2 separate regions of the Homo sapiens genome follow, and region 2 is linked to region 1. The links are chromatin loops, found by intact Hi-C in ENCODE. Cell type or tissue: heart left ventricle. All regions are shown on one strand. Links, peaks and the distances in the headings refer to the core of each region. The heading gives the core; the rest is flanking DNA.

Region 1 (8,334 bases), core at 77-8,076:
CCTTCCAAGAACCAAATTAGAAAAATAAAAAGTCTGTATCCGCAAATGATCTTAAATGTTTGAATGGTATAGGGGGATGGGAAGAGGACGGTCTTTACAGACCTCGGTCAGTTCTCGCGCTCATTAATGCAGGGGCTGCGCCGGGGTTTGCGCGGGCCCGAGCGGAGCTGGGGCGCGGTGGGGAGGGCGGAATGCGAACCCCGCTGGACTTGGGCAGAACTTGCTGCTTTTGCACGCCCAAGTTGTGGGAAAGGAGGCTTTCCGGGCGGAGGGTTGATTGGGGGGTGGGAGGGTCTAGCAGGGGCTGAGGGCCGGTTCCAGGCGGGTGGTCGCAGACCCTAGAAATGTGTGAGCCCGCGTGGACTGTGCCCCTGGCAGGAGAGCGACTGCAGCGGAGGACCCTCTTTCTCTAATAGGTTTGAGAGTGGGCAAGGGCGGCCGTGGGACAGACCTGGCCTCCTAGAGAGGGTCTTCTGAGGGCCTCTGCAGAGATAGTGGATCCGGGCCCAGGCTCCCTTCTCGGGCGGATGGGATATCGCCCCGCCACGTCCAGCTCCATCCCCAGCCCCGGCCTGGACAACCCTCTCCCTCAGCCGCCTGGGATACTCTCTGAATTCCAGGCCTCGTCAAGATTTATTGAAGTTGGGCTTAAAAAACGTGCTTCAGATGATTTTTCCCATTTTCTCAGATTTCAAAGGCTCCCTGCAGTGCGGCTGCCTAATTAATGGTGAAATTCAACTAAATCTAATTATGCAGTAATTTTAAAGCAGTTAGTGCTGGGCGTTGGTTTGTAATAGGACCTCAGTTTTTTAAAGTTTGCTTACTGTGTTGGTTTAGGGGAAAGCTATTTTTTGTATGGTAAAGAAAGACCGGGAAGTAGTACTACTGGAGGAACCAGAGGGCTAAGAACCGCTCCCCACCCCACCTCTATCTCCATCCCCAATTCTATCTCGTTTTCCTTCTGTTTTTTCTATCCCAAGCACACGGTAAAAAGCTGAGCAAGGTGCTAACCCAACAAGGAGACCCTATTTCATAGCCAAAGGGGAAAGAGAGAATCTTTCATACAGAGACACAAAGGGCTTGGTATCTGTCCTGGAGGCCTCTGTAAATGCCCCCAAACCCGGGAAGGGATTCTCATCTCCTCTAATAGAGAACAGATTTCCTCCTCTTAACATCCATTGTCATTAAGGCGCAAAGCTGACTCTTGGAGTTGTAAATCTTATCGTCCTTCTGATAACACACTTGTAATAAGTTAGCGTCCTATTCAAAGTGAATTGTAAAACTGCCTCATTTAATATGGCATCTGTGTCATTAAAACTTTTATTTTTCTCCCCCTCGTGTCTTGCAGGTTTGGCCTTGGGGCTAGCGCTGAAGTCTCTGCCTATGGGGCCTCTGGGGTAGGGCTGAGGGGAAGAAAGGTGTGAAAGACGGGCTGCCTGGATTCAGCCTCTGGATCTTAGACCGGGGTGAGAGACCCGAGGCAGAATGGGCCTGGGGGGTGGTGTCCCTCTATCCCATCTCCCCCGGAGCGGCCCCCTCGAAATGACGTTCCTTGAAAGAAACATGCTTGTGATTAGCTAAGCAAACACATCTGCTTTCGGAGTTGGGCCTTCGTTAATTAGCTGAACAAAGGGCCGTTTTGCTTTTTACCTTTTGCTGGGGAGAGTGTGTTATTTCAGGAGTGTTGCGGGCCCTCCTCTTTTCAATTGCAGCCACGACGTTAATTTTATTGGGATTACTGATGGGAAATGAGGTGGCGCAGGCTTCCGAGAGGAAAAGCTTGATCATTACCCCCTTTGGAACTATATTTTTCCACCCAACCTCCTGCTTGAGAGGAGGGGGTGGGGGGCGAACTGCGCTGCAAGTTCGGAGCAATTGGAATCAGGCTCGCGGTGCGCTGATCTCGGGTGACAGAGCGTGTGTTGAAGCTGAACTCTATAATTTGCGCTTCTGTTCCTTTATTAGGCCTGGACAACGAACTAATGAGCTTTGGCCCAGTACAATGTCACTTGTATTTATTTTCTTATGGCAACTTTGAGATAGCGGAAGTGTTCTTTACCAAGAGCCAGGGAGGGCCCGGAGTCCTGCCGGCTGCTGTCCCGGCCCGGGTCGGTGGCTGCGTCCCGGGGGAGCGAGGGCGCGGTGAGAGCGCGCGCAGAGCCGGCAAAGCTCGGGGACTGGGCTTCTAGGCGAAGCTAATGGGGCCCTCAGGAAGGCGTTAGGCCCTTTGGAGGCCCAGGCATCCCTACAGGAGCAGCTCCCTGAGGATGAGGTCGGGGGGCGCGGGGCAAGTCCAGGGCAAGTTCCCAGGCACGAGATGATGGAAGGCGCGAAAGTGGCATGGCTTCCTCCTGGCGCAGAGCAGGGGGTCCTTCCGCAAAGACTGCCAGGCCAAGGAACCCTCTGAGCAAGCAGATGTACTCCGCCCGGTGGCCTGGGCGTCTGCTTTCTGCTGCAGGAACCTGGCCCAGCTCTGTTGCTCTCTGGGTTGGGGGTGAGGTGGGGTGAAGAGGATGCTTTAAAGGAGTTCTTGGGGTCCTCGGCATGCGGGGACTCCCTCCCTTCTCTTTCTGGTTTGGCCACTCCAAAGGGTCGAAGTTGGAGAGGCCTGGAATAAAGTGAAGAAGCAGTGGGGGTTGGAGGGACAGAAGGGTCGGCGGAGGCAGTGCGGCGTCCCTTGTTCCCTGGCAGAGAGAATACGAGCCCACCACGGGGGGATTGTGGGTGGGGGGCAAGGGAAGGGAAGCCCCAGGAACTGCGAGGGGAGCGAGTACTTCTCTCCGCAGCCTGTCACTTTCCGAGGCTCCCGCCAGGCAGCCCTCGTTAATAACGCCTAGACACCGTGCCCCTGCCCGCCCCATCTCTCCTTGCCTCTCCTCACTTCATCTCTCTGCCTTACCACCCCCTCCCCACCTTTTCCTTCCTTCCTGCAAATGGGTGTTAACGTGGGTCTTTATGTTCTGTCTATAACTAGGATGTAATCACGCACCCCATGCCTCTCTCTAAAAGCATTTCATAAATGTCTATTAAAGCGCTACGAATGTAAGATGAATTTAGTGGCGCGGCTGCCTCCCTGAATCCGAACGGTAATGATGGATTTATCAACGGGGATTCGCCTTCAGCCCAGCGAGGGAGGTTTACTCAGCAAATATGTCGGCGAGCACCCACCCAAATGCAATCATTTGACCCCCTGCGGACGATAGCTGCCGTGCCCCTTCCCACCGCTGGTCCTGCTTGGCCAGGGTCGCTGGGGGCCAGAGGCCGGCCCGGATGACCAGAGAGGTGGCCTCACGGATCCCTTGGCCTCTCGCCCCCTCCTCTGTTTCCTCCTCTCAGCTTGAGGCTCTCCTGGCAAGGGGGATCGATCTGGCGTGTAGGTTTGGTGGGGAGGGAGAGGGTGGTGGCGGTGCCAGAGCACAAGATGAAGTGTGGGCTGTCTTGGCGTTGCCAGGAGACATCAGTGGGTGCCATCGTGCCCTTCTTAGTTTGGAAGGGGCACAATTGTACCCAAGTCTCTGAGTGTGAGCTTAAGTGCCCTGCTTTTGACCAAATCTTAGTGTCTGGGATCGTGGCTGACTCGGCCCAGCCCTGGGCCCCATTGTAGGAAACGTGGCTGTAGGACAGAAGCCTGTGGTGCCCAGCCCCTTGGAAGGGCTCAGATGTGCCCAGAACGAATGCCTTGCCTGCCCATCCTCCTGGGGCTCCCTAGACCCCAAGCCAAAGCAGAGATACCTGTTATCAAAGGTTGGGGAAGAGCCTCCAAGGCAGGGGCAAAACTTCCATATCTCTTTCCCCCAAACTGATCTAGCTTCTCCTTCACCTTCCCCCACCGAGGCCACCCGGCCATTTTAAAGTTTAGTGGCTGTGGACTTTTAGAATTTGGTTTGGTCTGTGATCCTTACCGCACAGACCCAATGACCACCACCTCTTTCTTTTTGTCTTTTATCTGCTCTCCTTTTGAGGGGGAGGAAAGTGCTGGCCTGTTCCATCAAGCCCAGTTCGCATTTGCTTTAGCCTCTGATTTCTCTTTCTTCTTTGGAAATTTCATTGAGATGTCTCTGTACTTCGCTTGTCAGTTATCTTTGTTCCTTTTAAATAAAGGGCTTTTAAATGGACTTATTGCTCCCAGCGTGGGTTCCTCTCTCTAAATGTTAGAAAATTGTGCCATCTACCCGCTATGCTGAGTACTGTCACACTCGGAGACCTCGGGGACCTCCGGGCAGGCTTCAATGCTGCAGTGTCAGGGGCCGCGGGCAGCAGGAGGAGGGGGCGGCTCACGTGGATTTTTACAGATCTCCGCCTGCAGCCGGCCCGCGTGGCCACGCCAGGGCACGGCCCGAGACGCGCGCAGCCGCCAGCTTGATGGCGGCCGCGAACTTGGCTGCAGCGGCAGATCTCCGACCAAATCGCAGGCGTGGCCGGGACTCTTCGCTTCTGCAGCATACAGCTGGCCGAGGGGGAGCCGCGGGTGGTTTTGGACCCCAACAGCAACTGGGGGTCAGGGATAACGGAGGACAATGGGAAAGGGGGAGCTGCCTAGGAGGGGGAGAGGGGTGGATTTTGCCGCGCCGCTTTGGAGCGCTCCCACGGCCTCTCCAGGCCGGTCTCTTTCCTTGGGGGATGCCAGGCTAGGGGCAGCGGAGAGCGAAAGCCGCGGAGTGGCTTCCCTGTCTCTTGGCCAGAGAGTTCTGGCCAGGCAGTTCGGCTGCAACTTTCAGATCCATTTTCTCTGGTGGAGATATTTCTGGTGTCTTTTTGTAGGCCAGACTTCTTTCCTTTAGGGGAGAGTGGTTTAGATGGACCGAATTTGAGCAGATCAGGTGTCTGATGTGGGGTATCTTCACCCCAGCCCCGCCTCTGCAAAACACCCATCCGCAACTGCAGGTTCTTTTGAATGAGTTAAAATGGATTAACAGTTTGGATTTTATTATGTGGCTCCCCCTCACAGATGCCTTTTTTGTTGTTGTTTTTTGTTGTTTTGTTTTAACCCATAAGGAGTATTAGCTAAGATTTCCAAGTGTCAGTTGGGTATTTATGCTTGTGGGGGAAAAAAAATCTCCGATACGGTTTATGACTTTTATTACATGCTTCACACTGTTCGAGAAATGGAGTTTTAAGCAACATACAATTAAATCTATATTGCTCTTTGGAAAAGGGCCAAGGAACTCAGCAATCAATTAGTTTAGATCTTTTCATACTTGTTGCTAAAATCAAAGTATAAAACTACAACCCTGGCTATACCTAAGAATAGCTTCTTTTCCTATTTTTTTTCAAGTCATGTAGCTAACACGTAGGAAATGGCAGCTGCCTTATTTTCCCAAGTTTCTTTTTTCTGATTCTTCTGCCTAGATTAGCCTTTAAATAATCAAACGATTTTCTCCCCCCGCCCCTTTCTCTCATTGCAGTTTCTCATCTGCCTTTATCTGCCTGGTTTAGTTTTTAAAAATACACTTATTTGTAATATGTATTATTTTTTAAATAAATGTTCCTTAATCCTCTCTCTTTCTTCCCCCTTCCCTTGCCTGGCAGTGAGAAGGGAAACGATGTTGTTTAATAATCACAATAATACAGTGCTTTCTAGACAAAGGCAAAATTAAATTTTTTATAACCACAACAAGAAGGGAATCAACCTCTCTTTCTCTCTCTCTCATCTCTGTCTCTTTAAATAAGCAGCTGAGGAAATAATCTCCCGCACTGAACAGAAACTGCTTCCTCCTTGAAAATGCCACCGTTCCCACCTCCCTGGCCCTCTCTGGGCCAATCCCTTGGGCTGTCGGCTGTCTGCCTGTCCAAGACCCTGGTTGGGGGTGGGGGTGCGCCTATGGAGATCCAGGGGCGTAGTGAGAAGGCAGTGGGGTCTCGCTCGCCTACGTGCGGCTGCCGAGGCGGGGCTGACAGCAAGTTCTAAAGAGGGGCAGCTAATTTATTAAGTAATTCTTACTTCGCTTCAGCATCCTCTGCCTACAGCTCCCGAGGCTCCGGCGAGGAGGGGGAGGGGTCTGGGGCTGTGCGTCTCCCCCTCCGCATTTCCTTCTCCGCCTTCCAGGCTCCGCCAGCCCCTCCACCAGCCTCATCACTAATTAAAACGCCCTGTGGCTTTGGGACTGAGTAGGCCGGTCGTTGAACTGTCATCTCCGCCAGGATGGGAAATCTAGAACATCCCCTCTTCTGCAAAAAAGGTTCCGAACCCAGTGAAGTGATTGGGCGGAGTGTCATTAATCTCTCTCCAGAAGCTTTCCTTTTCCTCCTGGGGAGTGAGGACTCCGGCCTTTGCCTCCACCCAACACGGTCGCCCGGCTAGGCCCCACCATCCCCACTGTCGACCCCGCCGTTGTGCCCATCCGTATGCCCTAATTGTGAGGAAGGTCTGGGAAACATTTTCTTTGCGCTAATTTTATATTTCCCCTTTCCCCCTTGCAACATTAAACATAATTTTGCGCTGTCACTGTCACTAAGATTGTGGTTTGCTGATGTCTCTACTTGGAAACATGACCCCTTCGCCTCCAACAGGGAGTCCTCCCCTTGCTTGCAGCCTCTAGTGCGGCCCCTTCTCCAGCGGGGACTTCAGAGCGTTTATGAAAATGCTGGGGCGGGGGGTGAGGGGATGGGGAGGTACTGATAGTAGTAAAGGCCAGAAGGGTTCCTACCAGAACCCTACAATCATTCCAAACCCTCTTTTCCTATGACAGCAGGAGCAAATGTAGTTTTGATGTGCGTTTGGTTGTTGGCTTGTTTGTTTAATAAAATCCGTGTGTGTGTGTGTGTGTGTGTGTGTGTGTTTTAATGTCTCAGTGTATGTGACAGGAAACCACTTTCAGAATTTCCCTTTGAATTTTTTTTGTTTGTTTGTTTTTGTGTCTGTCCTCCTCAACTTCTCTCTTTTCTTTATTCCCCTCCCCACTACATTTTCTCTGGCTAAGCAATAATCCCCTGGCCCAGTGGCCACGCTCCTGGAGATAAAATCCATTTATCCCTTGTGTTGCCTCACTGAGGCCCGGTTATCCAGGGCCTTTGGCGACAGACTGGAACAAACAGAGATGAAGATATTTTTTCGTTTTCCATACCTGCTCCTCCCTTCCTTCAATGTGCCAGCCTAGAGGGGCTCTGGAGTTGAACAAATGTACCCACAACTGCAGGTTTGCTCTGGCGCCTGGTTGTGGTCCTAGTTGCTATTTGTTTGTCTCTTTGGAAGGAGCTGTTAGTTACATTCTGCTCCCCACAACAGTCTCAGAGCTTGCTTGCACCAAGGTTGGGAGGTTTCAGAGCGATTATCTCATTTCGCTGGTGCAGAGGGAAGCTGCTGGCAGCCCCTGGATCAGACATTCAGTGGAAGGCCCATGTCACAGACCCAACCCGAAGGTTAATTTTCCCTCATTAGCATCTCCATAGTCTGCTCCTTGCAAGGGATCTCAGGTCCTTGCTGCTATTTTCTCCCTTCTCACTCTTTCTGACGAATTCACTCTCACTCGTGGTCTCCTCATCACAACCTTACATTCTGCCAGGTTCCTATTGAATCCATAGACTGATCGCTGAAAACCCATTTCATCAGTTTCCAACCAGTATGCCTATTTTTAATCCTAGAGCCCCTCTCCTCCATCTGTATCTCTCTAGCCTCAATGCACCTCATTTACAAAGTGTTCTGCTTTATCCAAATTAGTTCACTTCCCCCCTTTTACTTTCTCATACCCCCTCATTCTTTCATTGAGTTCTAGCAAAAGCAAAAGATACAAAATGGCAAAGTTTGATGGGTTGGGGGAGACCATCCCAGCCATTTAGGAAGAAGCTGGAGGTTTGTAATGACAGAAAAAAAATGACAAAGAAAAGAGAATTGCATTTGTGGCTTAAGTGGGACAATGTGTTTGTGTGTCTATATCTCGGTGTGTTTTTAAGATTTCTTTGAACTGCTTTTGTGCTGACCCAACAAAGGCATTTGCTGAAGCTAGTCACGGTGTAGGAACTTTGAGTTAACCTCTTATATCAAATGAATCTTTTCATTTAGAGACCAATAAATCTCAATCTCTAGCTACTTTTTGTAGACCCAGCTTGGGTTCAGTGAGACAAAACTGGGGCTTATAATACAGACCAGATAAAGTTTGCAAAAGTTGTTTTTTCCCCTCCATCCTTTTTTACCAACCTGAAAAATTTCCCCATCCAACAAATTAAAGCTCAGCAAATAAAAGTAGCAGCTCTTCCTCAGTGAGCAGAAGGTTAGGAATTTCTTTAGCATTTCACAGCAAAGCCTTTTCACTGAAATGGTTTTCCAAACTCAGAGGCCGAAAAGATTTATAGTTCTTCAACAAGTCATTATTTGGGTGTGTTTTTTAGGTGGGGCTG
Region 2 (8,334 bases), core at 328-8,327, 740 kb before region 1:
AACTAGATTTTTAGTAGTACCCATGAACCCCATTTATAGCTTCACTACTACTCAAGGGATCCCAAAATCTGGCATAACATTTTGGTTTGTAATAGTCAACAACACTGAAACTCATAATCACCAACAGTAGAACATCTGCTTGCCTAGTCTGTCTTCTATAAATTAGAATTTTAAAACTGTTATTGTCAACATTGATTACAAATGAAGATATAGGAAAGTCAGGAGTTAGGAAAGTTGATTCCCTGGGTCACTGCGGGTGGACTAGAATTTTCTGTTATCCACAATGAACAAAAGTTACCGCTACCCCCAGCTTTTTATTTTGGAAATGTTCAAGTCTATGAAAGTCGTGAAAGATTAGTACAATGAACACCTAAATACCTAGCAGCTGGATTCACCGATGATTAATATTTTGCTGAATCATGTGAAAGTAAGCTGCAGATATCAAATTCTGCTCATCTAAACGCTTCACAGAGCATCTCTTCAAGTGCAGAGGCATTCACTACATCAAGTAGTTATCCCACCCAAGAAAGTTAACATTGATTGAAAATGCCTTCCAACTGTATTTTTAAACCACATCTTGTGTGTGCTTGCCCTGGAGCATTTTACTCTTGGAGAATTCTGCTTTATTAACTCTGATGATGGGTGCTCAGAATCCCACCCCTTAACAGAAACAGAAGGGCAGGGAACTCAGAGGAAAGAACAGTCTTTGAAGGTGCATAAACTTTGATTTGAATTCTAGCTTTGCCATATGGTATCCATGAACTTGACCAAATTTAACCACAACTAGCCTCTCGTAATAAAAGACAGGGATAAGAACACCTATGTCATTTGACTGCTAGGAGATTACATGAGACAAGGGATAAAAAGAGGCTGACCCATCGTTGATCCTCAATAAATATTGGTTATTTTCTTATGTGGTCCATACCAACAACAACAAAAAATGACCACACCTTGGAATTTTCATAGGAAAAGATATCGAAAAGACAAAGGCAAAAACAGAAAAAAAAAAAACCAAACAACAACAATAAAGCAAACTCTTCTTGAAGTTTCAGACAGATCACAGGAAAGGGGCTGAATGAGAGAAAATACCTGGGACTTCTCCATTGACATTCTCCAGCTTGTCTGAAACAAAATGACAGCAATTGTGTCGGATCTCCCCAGTTGGAGAATGTGTCAGGATTTTAGGAATAACTACATATATATATATATATATATATTTATATATATTTATAACTATATATTTATATATATTTTTACATATATATTTGTTTATTTTCCTTAAGGAGTTTATCTAAATTTTTTAAACTTTTATTTTAGGTTCAGGGTACATGTATAGGTTTGTTACATAGGTAAACTCGTGTGTGTCATGGAGGTATGTTGTACAGATTATTTTCTCACCCAGGTACCAAGTCTAGTACCCAATAGTTATTTTTTCTAATCCTCTCTCTTCTCCCACCCTCCATCGCCCAGTAGGCCTCAGTGTCTGTCATTCCCCTCTTTGTATCCGGGAGTTCTCAACTTTTAGCTGCCGTTTATAAGTGAGAACACGTAGTATTTGGTTTTCTGTTCCTGCATTCGTTTTTTTAAGGATGATGACCTCCAGCTCTACCATGTTCCTGCAAAGGACACGGTCTCATTCTTTTTTATGCCTGCATGGTATTCCATGGTGTATATGTACCACATTTTCTTTATCCAGTCTACCATTGATGGGTGTTTAGGTTGATTCCATGTCTTTGCTATTGTGGATAGTGCCACAATGACCATATGTGTGCGTCTAAATTTAATAAAACATTAATAATGTAAGTAGTGGTGGTAGAAATTAGCAAGAAAACCTACCTTCTACCTATTCTATTTCAATCTGAATCTTGCCAGACAAAAGAACGAGCTCCAGCTTAGGTACAGTGTTTTATTGATGTCTCTAAAAATCCCAGTTTGTTAAAAAGTATCAGGCCTACATCCTGAGGTGAGTAACCAAAAAGAAAAAGGCATCAGTAAAGGGGTTCACATTTTCTAATGCATTTTCGGGACCAGCCACCATCTAAACACTCCATACATATTTTCAGTTAATCCTAATTAGACAACCTGTACACAAAGGAACCACAAATAAGCAAAGTGAAGCTGAGTATTAAGCATTTCTTTTAGAATGTCTTAAAAAACACAATGTCGAGAATTCATCTTTAAGCTTTTTGAGAAGACTGAGTTATCTATTTCTTCCTTCTTCCTTTGTTTAAATACATTAGGTTCATTAGAGGAGTTATAAGATGTTAGGTTTTATATGGGCACAAGAAGTAATTGAAGCCAGTGGTAATGCCTAATGTTGTTTTAATTAAGTCCTCAATTAAGAATTTTAAAAGTTCCCACCTCAGGTCTCTCTGTGGTTAGGTACCTGACCTTGGGCAATCTTTTCCCACATAACAGGGACCCTATTCTTTTAAATAAAAATGTATATTGAATAAGGAACTGAAGTAGTAGCATAGTTTTAAGTAGATAATAGCTGATACGGACTTTTTTCCCCTTTCGGACCACCAGAAAATTAAATATTTTTGCAAGTCAAAACAATGCTGCTGTGAGTTTCATCGAGTTTCCATTTCCATGCTGCCTCCAAACTTCCTGATTCCAGCTGGGATCGTGATCAAAAATGCAAAAACATATGTAGAGAAGTTATTCTTCTGGAACATCTGACCGGAAGCAGGAAATGCAAGATATCTCACGGGACTGCCTGTTATCAAAATATACCCAGTCCAGCAGTGCAAAGACAAGAGAAGTTTGCTTGTTCAACACCCAGATAAAGAGGATTATAGAACATTCTGCTATAGATGCAGCACTGGCAAATGATATGGGACAGAAATGCCCCCTGTAAGTTCTAGTCCCTGACCCACGCTGTATCATTACGTGGTCTTGCAAAGTCCCCCTTAACCTCTGCCTGCCTCATTAAACACGTCTACACAACAGACTTTTACAATAATAACTTTAAAGCACGTCTCCCTTAACAAATCTTGTAAATGGGAAAATCCTATTATTATCCATGGATAAAATGGAGATTTATACTCATAGTAACTGCTAAAGGTTACCATACACTCCATCCCAATGCTCAAAAAGCAAACTGATTTTGCTATTTGAATTTAAAATTACACATTTTGTTTTTCCTGTAAGTCTTGAAAATATTTACTTGAGCTTTTCCAATAAAATCAAATTTCATGAAAACATGTATTTTAATTACATGGTAACTAAGTTTTATTCTCTTTTTTAAAAATAGAAGAAATTGAAGGGAAATATTCTTCAAGAATTCTAGCCAGGTATTCTAAACCCATCCATCATAAAATCATTGGCACACAGCAGGCAACTGGAAAAAGGATACCTTTTAACCTCAACTGGCATAAAAGTGTGTATTTATTTTTAAGAAGTGAAATATAAACAGACATGCTGAGAGTCAAGTGTTTTATGAATTAAAAAAAGATTTCACACACACACACACACAAACACACACAAACACACACACATACACACACACACATTTACATATAAAACTTTCCCCAGTGGGCCACAGAGGATTTATGTGGATGTGAACTCTATTTACTGTTAGTATTAAGGAAATAGTGGCTTTTTAACAAGTTACTCATGCCTGGAAAAAATCCCAGTTTTGCAAGTTATCCAAGATTCTTTGCCAACTGTCCGTGGGAATCACTGGGATGGGAAAAGTTCAAATTTGTTTTAAAAGAATTTGCTTAATGGAAAATTTAAAAAAAAAGTAGAAGAAAACCAGTAACCCACTGTGCTAATCTTTTGGTTAAATAAGAATAAAATATGGTCTAGTTACTTTATTTTTCTTCAGTATTATTTTAAGAAAAGGAAAAAAAACAAAAATTTTCCATTTTTATGTTATCTCATAAAATCACATTTAGGACTTTATTTCAGTTATCCAAGGGTCTGATGACTTGCTGGCTTTGATTAGCCTAAGATTATACCAAAAGGGGCCTGGGGACTCTGGTCAGAGGCATTAAATCAGATGACTTGACATGGCTTATCTTATGTCATTTTAAGATTTTTTTTTTTCTGTTCCAATCAAACAGCACAGTCTAGTTACATTATTGCTGTCAATTTCAAAACTACAAAACACTAAAAAAGCCAACATTAAAAGTTGTGTCATTTACAATTAGAAAACAGGAATAATTGTATCTTTTCTGGAACTTAAAAGGTGCCCAGCAGTGTTCCAAGTTCTTTTATATATATTAATGCCTTTCAAGTTTCCTTCCAACCTTACGGTTTTACTCTCCTTTCACAGGTGTGGAAACTGAGGCTCAGGGAGGTTAAATAACTTCCCCATGCCACACAAACAGTAAATGGCGAAGCTAGGGCAGAAACCCAGGTGATCAGGTTCCAGAGTGCTTGCTTTAACCTCGTAAATTATACCGCTTCTGAGAAAATATAATGCACAATTTTTTTAACCAAGAGATTTTATTAGAACATATCACAAGTTAATGTGATTTTAATTTGCTATGACAGAACCCATATTTATAGAGTAAGAAATGATAAAATGGAAACTTTGCTTTTCCACTTATGATACAAGAGATGTGAAATAGATTCTCTTGCAGCCATCCATGCAATGGGTGTGCTTGTTCTAGTTTTATTCTGCAAAAAGACCCTTGGGCAGAAGCATCAAATATAACTGGGCTCATATAGACAGACAGTTCTCAACTAAATAAACAAACAAAGAAACCCTTCTTCCTCCCCCCAAAAAATCATAGTTTCCTGTCCAGAAAAGCAAAATGGTAAAAGGAAAAATTCTACATATTTTCTATTTCAAAAATAGTTTTAAGAAAGGTGGCTCTCCTGGGTAGACATTTGATTAAAAAGAGTTTTCCACTCTCTTAATATTTATATTTTTCAAAGATACGGTTGAGCATATTCTAGAGATTCTGCCCATCATTTATTTATAGCATTCATACTCTTAGAAAGAAATAGTGCTTAGGGTTCTTTTTTTCTGTGCATTTATATTCTTTGATTTTTTCAGAATTTAATATCTAGGTGATTGCTTTTACTTGGCACGATTGGGAAACACTGCCAGTCCAGATCTAAATATTTTCACATACAATAATAACAACAAAACTGTACTCTGCTGAGCTCTGCTGATTTATAGAGCTTCAAAAAATGGGTTTCAGATGTGATTTTGCCAAGTTGTAAACCAAGAAGTCTTAATTTAAATTTTTCCTGACAGGAAGCTAATTCTTCATCTGAGATAAAGTATTTTAGTATTTTCACACACATAAAATAAGGTTTATAAATTGCATTCAAGCTGGTATTATTCGCACTATGGCTTTTTTAATACCTTGATATGCAACATAAGTGTACAATATTTTCACTGGGTAGAGTCCCATTGGAATGACTAAGACAAGGTTTATGCTACTGATTCTAGTTATAATTTTTACAGTAAAAATACTAGTCAGCATTATTTTATATGATTCGGTTGAAATTTACATACACTTGAGAGTTGAGATTGCAACTTAAGTTATAAAAGAAAGCCTAAGTTTCTAATTAATATCCATGAACTTCTCTAAGAACCATACTATTAATGGAAGTAATAACCATGTACACATATTTTTGAAAATTAAAATTAACAATATTGTCTTCACAAGTCACAGAAGAATGTCTTGTATGCCATGATTATTTTGCATTTTGCCATTAAAATATGCATAATAAAGGTGGCATTTCAAATCCAATTTTGAAAAATTGAATTATTCACCAAATCCTGTTTTACTGGCTATCACTGGGCAAAAAATAAAGTTAGATTCCTTCTTTACATAATTTACCAAAATAAACTCCAGAGATATTAAAATTTAACTAAAAAGAAGAAAAAGCAAAGAAAAAATAAGTGAATAATTATTTTCACTCAGTGAACATGTCTCAGCACATAGTAAGCTTTCAATAAATGATAGTTATAATTATTGCAAGAGTAAATTCTTTATAAGCAGAAAACCAAAGGAACAATGATTGATAGATTTCACTACACTAGCAAAACAAATTTTGAAGTAAAAGATCACTGTAAGAAAATGTAAGGCAAATAAAAACCTAGGTACAGTGTTCAAAATATTTGACCTACCAAAAGATAATATCCTTTATAAATAAAATGGTCTTACAATTTAATAAGAAAATGATCAGCACTTGGTCAGTACAAGTCCTGGTCAGTACTCGGCAAGTACTCAGTCAGTACATTTATGAATATAGATAAAATTTCATAAGTCAAAAAAAGGCAAACTAATTTGTTACAATTTCTACTTTTTCAGATTGGCGTTAGTGTAAGACAGTGAAGTTTTGTGTGTGGTGATACAAAGCGATAGAAGCTTTTCAGAGCACAACATGCTTTAACCTAGAAATTTCACTGTTAGGAATTTCTATATTTAGGAATATCCTATGGAAAAAAAATGGGGGGTATTCACTAAAACAGAGGTCCAAGAATGATCATTGCAATAGTATGTATAACAGCAAAAGTTTGAAAGCAACTTAGGTTTACAGAAATATTAGATTACATGCAGAAAATACAGAAAGCACACAATGAAGTATTATCTAAATAAAAATATCTAGAAATAAATGACATAAAAACTTATTCACATAAAATGTAAACTGAAAGATCTAGTTGCAAAACAATATGAACACGATTTTATGTACAGGTGTATAGGTGTGTGTAGGAGAAGATAATCCCTCCTCTAACCACACAGAAATATGTAGGAGAAACAAAGTAGAATGGCTGAATTGTCTTCCTCTTCTTTCTCCTTTGTTCTTTCATGTTTCTGCACTTTCAATTTTTCCTCAATTGATCATATATTGCCTTTGTGATTTTAATGCAAGATCTTGAGGCTATTGCTTTATTAACTCAGAGTTTAAAACACTCCCCAATTGTTTACTATTTTATAAAAACAAGTACCTGAATACTTTGAAAACTCAACAGGTATGAAAAGTTTTAATTACATTAAGAGTCAGAGTCTTACAAAAACTTTATATTACATGAATTAACAATTTAAGACACATGAAGGTGGAAATCCAGGAGTCTACCCTCAGTCCTCTTGCTTCTCTGCTCTTAGAAATTAGAAGCCAATGGTATTTTTAATGTTGAAAGCGACATGTTTATGGAAACCCAGGGTAACCATTAAGTTATCAACTACTACTTTTTTGTGTTTTCTTTAGAGGGTCACAGTATTATTTTAACCAAGGTTAGCTGGGTTTTTGTTTTTGTTTTTAGTATTTTGTTCCTGGTCTTACTTTGTTGATGTGGAAAGTAATTTAAACTTTATGGCCCATTTGAAACAAGATTATTTATATCTGTGTGGCAATGTCTGCGTGTGCATGTAATTTATACGCCACTGCTATTGCTTCTCAAATTCCTCCTACTTGTTGGATTTATTTCCATTGTAAGCTTGTTATTTTTCACTTTAGTTAGTTAGAAATTAGAAAGTCGGAAGAAAAGTTTCCTTAACCAAGGATGCACAATTGTTTTGTGTGTGTGTGTGTGTGTGTGTACTAGTTTCCTGCTTGACTTTTCTCTTTTTGTTTAGTGTTTGAAACTTAGCTTTTCTTAGGTGAGAACTGAAAACTCCAGAGTGAGTATTATGATGTTAAAGATGGCTTTAATTCATCTACTTAAACATTAGTTTAGAAAATTATGCCAAGAATATTATGATGGAGAATACACCAGCAAAATTTTCCTTTGAAAAATTATCTATTTAATCAACAAGACAGCAGAATATTTATAAATCAAATTGGGGCTTTATATCTTTAGTACAAATGAGAAGTCCTTCATATTAATTTTAATTCCAGAACTTTGAGTTCTACGATTCTAACTTATCATACTACAACATAGAGACATTTTCCCTCAGGAGTTAAAATGTCATGCTTAAATAGAGTCATATTTCCAAACATAAGAGCATTAAAGATGGCCTGATACTATATTTGAGAAAAGAGAGGTTTGTGATGAAATGTTCACTGTGGTCACTGCATTTTTCGATGCTTCCTGACAAAATTGTTTGTCATTTCCTTTGAGCTGGTATGTGTAATCATGAACCATTTTTTAAATGTTTTCTATTTTTGGTGTCTGTCATTATAGAGCATGGTTGTCTGAGGAAGAAATTTAACTGAGCCTCTAGGCCTTTAGGGATGCGCACCATGATCTAAAACCCTTTTCAGCCTTTCTTCCTCCCTCCATCCTAAATGTATCAAACCAAGTGTATCCAAATGGTGACTCCAAATGGTGGCCTCAATATAGGAAACATGAACATCGATAAGGGTGGGCCTTTATTTCCTCAATTTGATGTCTCCAAATGGTGGCCTCCATAGAGGAAACAT

The links. Peaks named below come from ENCODE experiments on the same cell type or tissue, not always from the same donor. Only the 100,000 strongest peaks of a DNase experiment are listed, where the experiment ranks them.
Region 2: a loop joins it to region 1, with 2.6 times the contacts of the local background. A loop is called at or near these places in 6 of 110 quality-filtered maps.

Annotation. Positions count from the first base shown.
Region 1 is chr15:96,341,533-96,349,866 of GRCh38, forward strand. SCDAL (stem cell derived angiogenic lncRNA) reads left to right here and starts at 1,365. Exons shown (of 2, transcript NR_198964.1): 1 at 1,365-1,466; 2 at 3,033-4,112. RefSeq lists enhancers at 1-348, 349-868. In heart left ventricle, for the core only: a CTCF peak has its summit at 4,182; DNase peaks (open chromatin) are centred at 469, 2,239, 4,339, 5,949 and 1 weaker place; H3K4me3 peaks cover 7,056 bases; H3K27ac peaks cover 7,162 bases; H3K27me3 peaks cover 6,242 bases.
Region 2 is chr15:95,601,309-95,609,642 of GRCh38, forward strand. No RefSeq gene overlaps it. Among named protein-coding and RNA genes, the nearest start is that of LINC00924, 170 kb to the left of the region's middle. In heart left ventricle, for the core only: no CTCF peak of the experiment used is centred there; no DNase peak of the experiment used is centred there; H3K27ac peaks cover 2,404 bases.